Linked DNA regions of Homo sapiens: region 1 is linked to region 2. A link is an interaction called in ENCODE POLR2A ChIA-PET data of the cell type or tissue named here. Cell type or tissue: OCI-LY7. All regions are shown on one strand. Links, peaks and the distances in the headings refer to the core of each region. The heading gives the core; the rest is flanking DNA.

Evidence for each region. ChIA-PET counts read pairs that join two places held together with the same protein. Peaks named below come from ENCODE experiments on the same cell type or tissue, not always from the same donor. Only the 100,000 strongest peaks of a DNase experiment are listed, where the experiment ranks them.
Region 1: POLR2A ChIA-PET joins it to region 2 with 6 read pairs; 7 of 35 experiments call an interaction of 5 or more read pairs at or near these places.

The regions. Positions count from the first base shown.
Region 1 is chr2:223,730,257-223,735,638 of GRCh38, reverse strand. No RefSeq gene overlaps it. Among named protein-coding and RNA genes, the nearest start is that of AP1S3, 100 kb to the left of the region's middle. In OCI-LY7, for the core only: no CTCF peak of the experiment used is centred there; no DNase peak of the experiment used is centred there.
Region 2 is chr2:223,784,276-223,789,657 of GRCh38, reverse strand. The region is part of intron 1 of AP1S3 (adaptor related protein complex 1 subunit sigma 3); the gene reads left to right. Among named protein-coding and RNA genes, the nearest start is that of AP1S3, 51 kb to the left of the region's middle. In OCI-LY7, for the core only: no CTCF peak of the experiment used is centred there; DNase peaks (open chromatin) are centred at 2,127 and 2,517; H3K27ac peaks cover 883 bases.

The DNA.
Region 1 (5,382 bases), core at 157-5,156, 54 kb after region 2:
CCTACCTCCCCTAGCCTCTCCCTGGGGCCTCCACATGTTTGGTGCTCCAAAAGAGATACCCCTGGCACGAACCCATTTCTGTCCAGTTGGCAAGTCCATGCAAACATCTCAATTATCTAATCAGAACTTGCCTCTTCAGGCCCTGCCCCTAGCCCAGATAGAACACGCCAAGGATAGGAGGAAGAGGGCCACGTTCCCACAGTCACAATATTTGCTTTGAACTAAGATTGAACTTCCTTCCTTTTTTATTGGCCTCTGTTCAACCATCCTTTCCATTCTCCCTCTTCTCTTTTGTTGTGCTGTTTCTACATTTGGGATTCTGGTTTCCCACCTCTGCTCTCTGGCCTCCAACGCCAGACTCCCTGCTTGCCTTCTTTTCTCAGTTCCATGTTGCTCAAGCATTTTTGCCTGAAATTTGACCCCTTAGACTTGGCCTCAGATTCCACTTTTCTGAACTGCCACTCCTGGCAGCTCTGAAGGTGGGGACTGGATCCTGTTACATGCACTTCCCTTCAGAGAGGGCAAGTGGCCCAATGGCTATTTCTGCTAAACACTTGGGGCTTGAAATACAAAGCTTTTATACTGACCGGGAGTGGTGGCTCATGCCTATAATCCCAGCACTTTGGGAGGCTGAGGCAGGCAGATCACTTGAGGTCAAGAGTTCAAGACTAGCCTGGCCAACATGGTGAAACCCTGTCTCTACTAAAAATACAAAAAATTAGCTGAACATGGTGATGGGCACCTGTAATCCCAGATACTTGGGAGGCTGAGGCAGGAGAATCACTTGAACCCAGGAGGTGGAGATTGCAGTGAGCCAAGATCATGCTACTGCACTCCAGCCTGGATGACAGAGTGAGACCCTGTCTTAAAAAAAAAAAAACCCACAAAGCTTTAACACCACTATTTTCCAAGATGTGAAATGTCCAAGTCATCTCAGGAGATATTTAAGAAAATAAGGGTCCTATGAAAATACCTGAGAAACATTCAGCAAATTTGCATACTTTCTTCTTTCTCATGGAGAATCACAGCACATCTTTAGCCCATTGCAGATTCTGGAAACTCCTATTGTAAAGAGACCTTTGAACTTGGCATTTCATAATTGTATTTGAGTGCCAGAAATATTTTTCCAGCAAGTACTTATTAAACAGCTCACAGAACTACTGATTCCTGGAGATGGCTGCCTTCATTCACTTAATGGTGGTATCCAATGTGGGAGAGTATAGGCATCCTGGTAGGTGCTTGTCTATAGAGTTTTTCAACTTAGTCCTCGCAATGGACCTGCGAAGTAGATTGTATTACCCCTACTTTATTGTATTGTAGATTGTATTACTCCTACTTTAAAGAGGAGGCTGGGACTCAGTGAGGTGAAGCTTTGCAAAGCCCACACTGCTGGTAGCTGGGAGGGACTGGATTCAAGCCCAAGACTGCCAACCCTTGAGCCTGCTCACATCTTTTTGGGCCCCACTGGCAGCCAGGGGTGAAGAATAGGCCATCTTATATTGAATCTGCTGGTGACAGCTGTCAGAGTGGCAGAACAGGGCAATGTCACTTCTCTGGGCAACTCTCTGGTGGCAACCAAGGAAATCTACTATATGTTGTTGTAGGGGTGCCTGGCAAGTCCAGCCTACAGAATCCACTTCTGGGGCTGGATTATCCTCTCCCTTACTGACCCACCTGCAGTCCACCTTTAGGATCTGCTGGATGTATCTTCAAACTATTTTTTAAAAATCTGACTATTTCTGGCTGGGCCCAGTGGCTCAAGCCTGTAATTCCAGCACTTTGGGAAACTGAGACGGGTGGATCACCTGAGGTCAGGAGTTTGAGACCAGCCTGACCAATATGGTGAAATCCTGTCTCTACTAAAAATATAAAAATTAGCCAGACATAGTGGTGGGCACCTGTAGTCCCAGCTACTCAGGACGCTGAGACAGGAGAATTGCTTGAACCCAGGAAGCAGAGGTTGCAGTGAGCCAAGATCGTGCCATTGCACTCCTGCCTGAGTGACAGAGCAAGACTCCATCTCAAAAAAAATAAAAATAAAAAATAAAAAACTGACATTTCCGTCACCTCTGCCTTTGCTACTCTAGTCTAAGCCACCAACATTTATTGCCAAAATATTGCCTTTGTAATAATAAAGGTCCCTTAGCTCGTCACTTCCACTCTTGACTATGACCTATCCTGTTGTTAAAAAGGTGATCTTTTTCAAACAATAATCACATCATGCCTCTTCCTTTCTCAAAAATCTCCAAAAGCTTCCCATCACACCTTAACTCACATTCCAATTCTTTACCATTCCCTATGTTAATCTAGCTCCTGCCACCCTCTCTAGCCTCAAGTTGTTCTCCCCTGTGTCGGTCTTGCTCTAGCTTCATTGGTTTCCGTCAATAACTTGTGTGTGAGCCCAGCCAAGATCAGCCAAGATCAGCAGAGCCACCCAGCCAAGCTCCCTAAACGTGTGGGCAGTACGAGCTCAGTGTTGTACCTCACAGAGGCTTCTGGATGGCTTGTTACAGACACCATTTGGCAATAAAGAGCTAATGATTGGCCAGGCTTGCTGGTTCACGCCTATAATCCTAGCACTTTGGGAGGCTGAGGTGGGAAGATTTCTTGAGCCCAGGAGTTTGAGACCAGGCTGGGCAACATAGCAAGATCCCATTTCTAAAAATTAAAAGAAAAAGAGCCAATGGTTGACTTCCTTGTTTGACTCCATTTTATGCTTGAATGCCTCCCACTGAAAGTGACTGTTCCTGACTGTTTCATCATTTTCTATTTCTTTAGTTTTAAACTTTTAAATAAAATGCACTGTATTTTATTTTATGTTCTTTATCTTTCTTTACTTTCTTGCTTTGCTTTAGTTGCTTTTGGCAGTTATCACTACCTAAAGCTATATTATATAATTATTGTTCCTTTTTTGTCAGTCTCTTTCAATAAGCTCTTCTAGGGCAGGGATCTTGTCTTATTCATTACTGTCTCCTTAGGGTCTGTAACAGTGCTTATGCAAAGTAGGTGCTCAGGAAATATTTGTTGAATAAAACGCTGACATTAAATTCTTTTTATCTTCAGGAGGCCTTCCCTGATTCCTGCTGATATGGTTTGGCTCTGTCCCCATCCAAGTCTCATCTTGCATTGTAGCTCCCCTGATCTCCACATGTCATGGGAGGGACCCGGTGGGAGGTAATAGAATCTTGGGGGCGGGTCTTTCCTGTGCTGTTCTCATGATAGTGAATAAGTCTCAGGAGATCTGATGGTTTTATAAAGGGCAGTTCCCCTGCACAGGCTGTCTTGTCTGCTGCCATGATGTGATTGAGGATGTGATTTTGCTCCTCATTTGCCTTCTGCCATGATTGTGAGACGTGGCAGAAGTTCCACAGCCATGTGGAACTGTGAGTCCATTAAACCTCTTTCCTTTATAAATTACCCAGTCTTTGATATGTCTTAATTAGCAGCGTGAGAACAGACTAATACACCTGCCTACCAGCACTTAATGGTTAGGTGCTTCCCTACTATTCTAGTGCTTTCCTATCTCAGCTCTTTAATATTGACTGCTTATTTATCTGTATTCTCCTCTAGACTATGATTTTCTTGAGATCAGGAGCTCTATGTTGATTATCATTGTATCCCTAGAGCTTGGCATAAAGGCCTGGTGCATGGCAATGGTCACTAAACATTTTCTGAAGGTATGAGTACGTAATCAGGATCTGGTGAGCCCATTCTGGGATGAATGACTATTACTATGTGCTAAAGGAGGAAGCAAATAGAGAGAAAGAGGCCCAAAAAGGAGAATAAGATGTCCTTATGGGCATTGGTTTTATTTGTACAGGAGCTATTTTATGAACATTTTAAATTTTAGTTGGCTGAACTGTCTACCCACAGATGATTTAAAATTGTCCCTGGAGAGTGAGTGACGCAGAAAAATGGGAATGACTGGTATTGATGTGTGAATTATACCCTTCAAAGATACTCAGCAGCCTGTATGTCAGTTACATCAGGCTCCTCCTCTTAGTTACTGTATTTAGGGCATAGACTTGAATTCAGGAGGCTAAATATAGTGTCGAGAGCCCCAGGCAATTTATAGAAGACATGGCCAAAAATTTATCTCATATTTTCTAACAAGCTTTCATTTTGGCCTGTCCCTCTTGTACTGGCTTTTTTGATCTGCTTTTATCTGGGTGAACCAGGAACAAGGAACCTTTTATTAAAGGTATCTTTACCTAAGGTTAAAAAACACCCTCACTTGTGACTCCCAGTGCAGAGGACATTTAAAGCAGAGTTTTTTTGTTGTTGTTGTTTTCAGCCTTCTCTTTATTTTCTTTCTTCTTTTCTTTCCTCTTCCTCTCTTCCTTCTCCTTCTTCTTGTTTAAATGGGCCTCATTAAACAAATGAAGGCCCATTTCTTGTTTAAATGAAGCCTCATTAGAAGAGTGGAAACAGCATCTGTGACAGTAATGAGATCACCAGACAGTGAACTTCTCGTCTGAGGTCGGTACTGAAGTCAGTCCCTATTCTAAAGGGCAAAGTAGTAAAAGCAAGACTGGGCTGCCTTTGAGGAGTTTAAAGCTTTTGTCCAACTTTGGGAGAAGGCTCAAACTCATGGTGTTAAGATGTAATCTGTGCCACTCTTTTTTTTTTTTTTTCCCGAGACGGAGTTTCGCTCTTGTCGCCCAGGCGGGAGTACAATGGTGCGATCGTGGCTCACCGCAACCTCTGCCTCCCATGTTCAAGAGATTCTCCTGCCTCAGCCTCCCGAGTAGCTGGGATTACAGGCATGTGCCACCATGCTCAGCTAAGTTTTTATATTTTTAGTAGAGACAGGGTTTCTCCATGTTGGTCAGGCTAGTCTCGAACTCCTGACCTCAGGTGATCCGACCTCCTCAGCCTCCCATAGTGCTGGGATTACAGGCCTAAGCCACTGTGCCCGGCCTGTGCCATTCCTATATAAAATGCTCCTTGCCACTTAATTTTGTACTGTATTACGCCACTTGATGATTGTGTTACAATTTATCTGTCTGCACTTACTTCTACTTGTCAATCACTCCCAGCAAAAAATCACTCGAGGGCAGCTTCCTTGTCTCATGATCTTTTCTTTTTTTACTCAATGCCCCATATATAGTAGATTCTCATAAGATAGAATTATTGTTTGATTTGAACACACACACACACACATCACACAGTTACAAGTATATACTCTAAGTATTCCTCTAAGCCTTTTTCCAAAAGGACCTCAAGGTCCTTTTGGAAGACTTGTAAGATGCAGGGGTGGTGACATTTGTCATATTCACATTTACTTTGCCTTGTGCAAAAGAAAGCCAGATGTTAGAAAATGCCTGTGGATTTTCATAAACTTACTCAGATGGTGAATCCAGTTGTAGCATCTGTTCCAGA
Region 2 (5,382 bases), core at 214-5,213:
TGTTGACCCAGGCTGGCCTTGAACTCCTGGTCTTGAGTGATCCACCCACCTTGGCCTCCCAAAGTGCCAGGATTGTAGGCATGAGTCACCACACCCAGCACTCCCTCTATAGTTTTATATTTTCCATTAATTTTCCATCTATTAAAAATTATTTTTGAAGGATGGGATCTTGCTATAAGGCTGGCCTTGAACTCCTGGGCTCAAGTGATCCTCCTGCTTCAGCCTCTGGAGTAGCTGGGACTACAAGCATTCCACTGCGCCCAGCTTACATCTATTTTTTTGGGGGGGGTCCAGTTTATTGGAGATTCCTTTGATTTTATTTTGGTTATCATAGTTTTTAACTTTTAAGAACTTTTTCTTATCTCTTTTTTAAAAAGGAAACTCTGTTATTTGTTTTATTGACATAGGAACTTCATCTTTTAACCATCTCTGAGTATACTCTGTGTGTGTGTATGTGTGTATGTGTGTGTAGCAATTTGTTCAGCTCTGTGATTTGTTACTGTATCCAGTGTTTTTTTTTTCCTATTTGTTCTTTTCTGTCTCTTTCTTGGCACAGGCTATTTTCAAATGCCTGGGACTCTTGTCCTCTACTCATAGTTAGAAGCAGGGTGCTTAAAATGCTGACAGGCAGTTCTGAGGGCATAGACAGGTTGACTGGAGGCTTCATTGTTAGTACCTAAAGGTCTTTTCTCTGTCATTTAGTGTCTTCAGGGAAGAATCATTCAGTCTCTTGAATTAAGAGATGGGTTTTTCTGTATGACAAAGCTAGAGATGGAAGTTCAGAAACCTTACATACATAGCTTTTCAGGCTCTGAATTAGGTTTAGGATCCAGGAGGGTGGCAGGCATCTGCAAATATCTCTTCTTCTTCTTCTTCTTTTTTTTTTTTTTTTTTTAGACAGAGTCTTGCTCTGTCACCCAGGCTGGAGTGCAGTGGCACAATCTTGGCTCACTGCAACCTCTGCCTCCCAGGTTCAAGCAGTTCTCCTGCCTCAGCCTCCCAAGTAGCTGGGATTACAGGCATGTGCCACCACGCCCAGCTAATTTTTTTTTTTTTTTTTGTATTTTTAGTAGAGACAGGGTTTCACCATGTTAGCCAGGATGGTCTCGATCTCCTGAACTTGTGATCCACCCACCTCAGCCTCCCAAAGTGCTGGGATTACAGGCGTGAGCCACCGCGCCCAGCCCCAGCTAATTTTTGTAGTTTTAGTAGAGTCAGGGTGTCACCATGTTGGCCAGACTGGTCTTGAATTCCTGACCTCAGGTGATGTGCCCGCCTCGGTCTCCCAGAGTGCTGGGATTACAGGCGTGAGCCACCACGCCCGGCCAAATATCTCTTCTTAAGGGCGAAAATGATGTAAGTCCTCTGAGTGGTGATGTAAGCCTTAAGTATATAAGAACTGTGGCAGTCCAGCCTGGCGCAGTGGCTCATGCCTGTAATCCCAGCACTTTGGGAAGCCCAGGTGGGTGGATCACTTGAGGTCAGGAGTTTGGGACCAGCCTGGCCAACATGGTGAAACTCTATCTCTACTAAAAATACAAAAATGAGCCAGGCATGGTGGCACATGTCTATAATCCCAGCTACTCAGGAGGCTGAGGCACAGCATGAGGATCACTTGAACCTGGGCGAGCCGAGATCACACCACTGCGCTCCAGCCTGGATGACAGAGTGAGACCCCATCCCAAAAAAAAGAACTGTGGCATTTACATTGGAGCTTCTCAGATTAGGTAATACCCTGCTTTGTGTGGACAGTGTCAGCAGCCCCTGCTTGGGAGGTTACTGACTCTGGGGGCCGGAGCAAGCTGTGCTAAGAGGTTCTCCAACTGCATGGAGTTCCTAAATTTCTGTACCCTTGGATGAAGCAATTGGAAACTTATCGTATGGTGTAGTTTGTGTGTGTGTGTGTGTTGCATATGCATGTGCGTTTTCACTTAGCTGTAGTCTCTAGAAATCTGCATGTGGCACATGTCAGTTACTCGATAGGGAGACTTTCAACCACTCTCCCTGCTTTCAGAACTCTGCCTTATCCCTTGTCTTCTAGGGACATGGTGCCCCCAAGTATTGCTCTCAGGCATTCTATGGGGAGACCTATCTGGTTTCTCTTGGGAATTCACCCTTTCAGTGACAAATTCCCCTATTTTGCTAAATCTTTCATCTCATTTCTGTCTCTGTCTTCCAAAGTTTGTTTGAAGATTTCTGTCAACCTTCTTAACTCAAGAACACCTTTCTCTCTTAAATGAAGACATATGGCTTTGCACACTCTGAAGGGTTGAGACCCAGGAGTGTTGCAGATGTCTATAAATATTTCTTCTTGTATTCATCCATTCTTGCATTGCTGTAAAGAAATACCCGAGACTGGGTAATTTATAAAGAAAACAGGTTTAATTGGCCCATGGTTCTGAAGGCTGTATAGAAAGCATAGTGGCTTCTGCTTCTGGGGAGGCCTCAGGAAACTTACAATCATGGTTGAAGGCGAAGGGGAAGCAGTACCTCACATGGCTGAAGCAGGAAGAAGAGAGAGGGGGCAGCTGCCACACAGTTTTAAACAACCAGATCTCACAATAACTCACTCACTGACTCTCATGAGAACAGCATCAAGGAGATGGCGCTAACTCATTCATGAGAACTCCAGACCCTGATGATCCAGTCACCTCCTACTAGGCCCCATCTCCAACACTGGGGATTACAATTTGACACGAGTTTAGTGGGGACACAGATCCAAACCATATCACTTCTTTTTTTTTTGTTTTTTTGAGACAGGGTCTCACTTTGTCACCCAGGCTGGAGGGCAGTGGCATGATCTCAGCTCACTGCAGCCTCCACCTCCTGGGTTCAAGTGATCCTCCTGCCTTAGTCCCCCAAGTAGTTGGGACTGCAATTGTGTGCCACCATGCCTGGCTAATTTTTGTATCTTTTTTAGAGATTATGGGGTTTCACCATGTTGCCCAGACTGGTTTTGAACTCTTGAGCTCAAGCGATCTGCTCACCTTGGCCTCCCAAAGTGTGAGCCACCACACCTGACCTTCTCCTTCTTCTTTTTTTTTTAATTTAATAACTTTTTTTTTGTAGAGACACACGGTCTCACTATGTTGCCCAGGCTAGTCTTGAATTCCTGGCCTCAAGCAATCTTCCTGTCTCAGCTTCCCAAAGTGCTGGGGTTACATGCAGGAGTCACCATCCCTGGATTGTTTTATTATGTTGATTACGATCTACTAAGTTTGTTTTATAACCCACTGGATCGCACCTGCTGTAAAAACAATGCTCTAGTTAATGTGAATGAAACCTAAACTGTAGGTTCGCACTTTCTTGCCCTTTCACTTTCTTCAGTTTATTGCCAGAATGAAATGACATTGCTTTGAAATTAAAGAAAAATAGTTATTAGGGCTCCTCCATCTTAACAAGGCAACGATGATCATTTTGTAATGATCCTTACCTATGATTGTTTTCGCTATGCATATGTAATTGTCATCTTAGTTGTGTAGCTAGGAGATACTTCGGTTACACAGTTCTTACATTTCTTAAGACTTAATTTTTTTAGAGCAGTGTTAAGTTCACAACAAAATTGAGTGGAAGGTATGAGATCTCTCATATACCTCCTGCCCCAACACATGTAGAGTCTCTCCCATTATCAACGTCCCCTACCAGAGTAGTACACCTGCTGCAACTGATGAGCCTATACTGACTCCTCTCTGTAATTAATTTATTTTTTGTTTTGTAATTTCAACTATATTTTAGATTCAGGGAGTACAGGTGTGAGTTTGTTACATGTAGAATTCATTGTTGGTGTTGGACATTCTATCAGTTTGGACAAATTTATAATGACACGGATCCACCATTATAGTATCATACTGACTATTTGCACTCCCCTAAAATCCTCTGTCCTCCACCTATTCATCCCTCCCCAACACACTGCCACAGCCACTGGCAGCCACACAGTCTGCCATTCTTTTTGCCATTACTGCAGGGTCACCTGAGTAATGTGCCATCTCTTTGAGCTAAAGTTTTATTTGTTGAAAGAACTTTGGCATTTACTTAGTATTAGACCTTCAGATAGAATGTTGATGGATTTTTATTGAACTCACTGATATTCTTTTTATTAAGCATTTTTTTCTAATTATAGAATCATACATATGAATTTTGGAAAATCCAGACAAGTACAAAGAAGAAAATAACATTTATAATTCCACTGTTGTAAGATAACCACTATAACAATTTAGTGTATTTCTTTCATGTAATCTTTTTTTGCAAGAATAGTTTTACATTTTTCTTATACTACACACACAATATAATCTTTTTATTTTTGTTTTTATTTTTTGAGATGGAGTTTCGGTCTTATTGCCCAGGCTGGAGTGCAATGGTGTGATCTTGGCTCACTGCAGCCTCCACCTCCTGGGTTCAAGCAATTCTCCTGTCTCAGCCTCCCGAGTGGCTGGGATTACAGGCGTCCACCACCACGCCCGGCTAATTTTTTGTATTTTTAGTAGAGATGGAGATTTGCCATGTTGGCCAGGCTGATCTTGAACTCCTGACCTCAGGTGATCTGCCCGCCTCGGCCTCCCAAAGTGCTGGCATTACAGGTCTAAGCGCACCTGGCCATCTTTTTTAAACAACATTGTATCATAAGCATTCTTACTTTGTTGAAACTATTTAGTAAATATCATTTAAACTCTATTATTGGATCTTTAGGCATTGTTAGTTTTATTGTTTTTGTATGCTAATATAAAGAACTGTAGTAAACATCTAATGCCTCAATATTTGTCTGCATTTTAGGGCACATTCTTAAGAAATATTTTATTTATTTTTTAATTATTATTATTTTTTGGTAGAGATGCAGTCTCCCTATGTTGCCCAAGCTGGTCTTGAACTCCTGGGCTCAAGTGATCTTCCCACCTCGGACTCACAAAGTGTTGTGATTACAAGCATGAGCCACTATACCTGGTCAAAGACAGATTTTAAAAGCAGAATTACTGAAACCAAAGATATGGGCACTTATAGGACTCTTGACACTTACTGCTGAGTCACTTTTCAGGAGAGTTGGAGGTCTGGGGGTGGGTGGTTGTTTTTTAAAGATGAGAGAGACTTGGGTTATTCAGCATTTGCAGGTGAGGAGCCCCAGAAGAGGGGGCACAGCCTGGTAGTGTGGGAGTGACGATGCCGTGCTCTCAAAGAGGTAGGTGAGGGTTGAAAGCCAGCACATGAGAAGTGTTGTGCTCTCTGATGCAGGAAGAAAATACATCGTGTTGGGGGGTGGGTGTGACAAGTCTGTGCACACAGGTATGCAGGTTGGGAGGAGCCAAGGGAGTCCCCAGCATGGCTTTTATCCTCTCCTCAGAGTCAGGGAGTGAGGATGGAGACTGGGAATATGGGGGCATGGTGGTGATA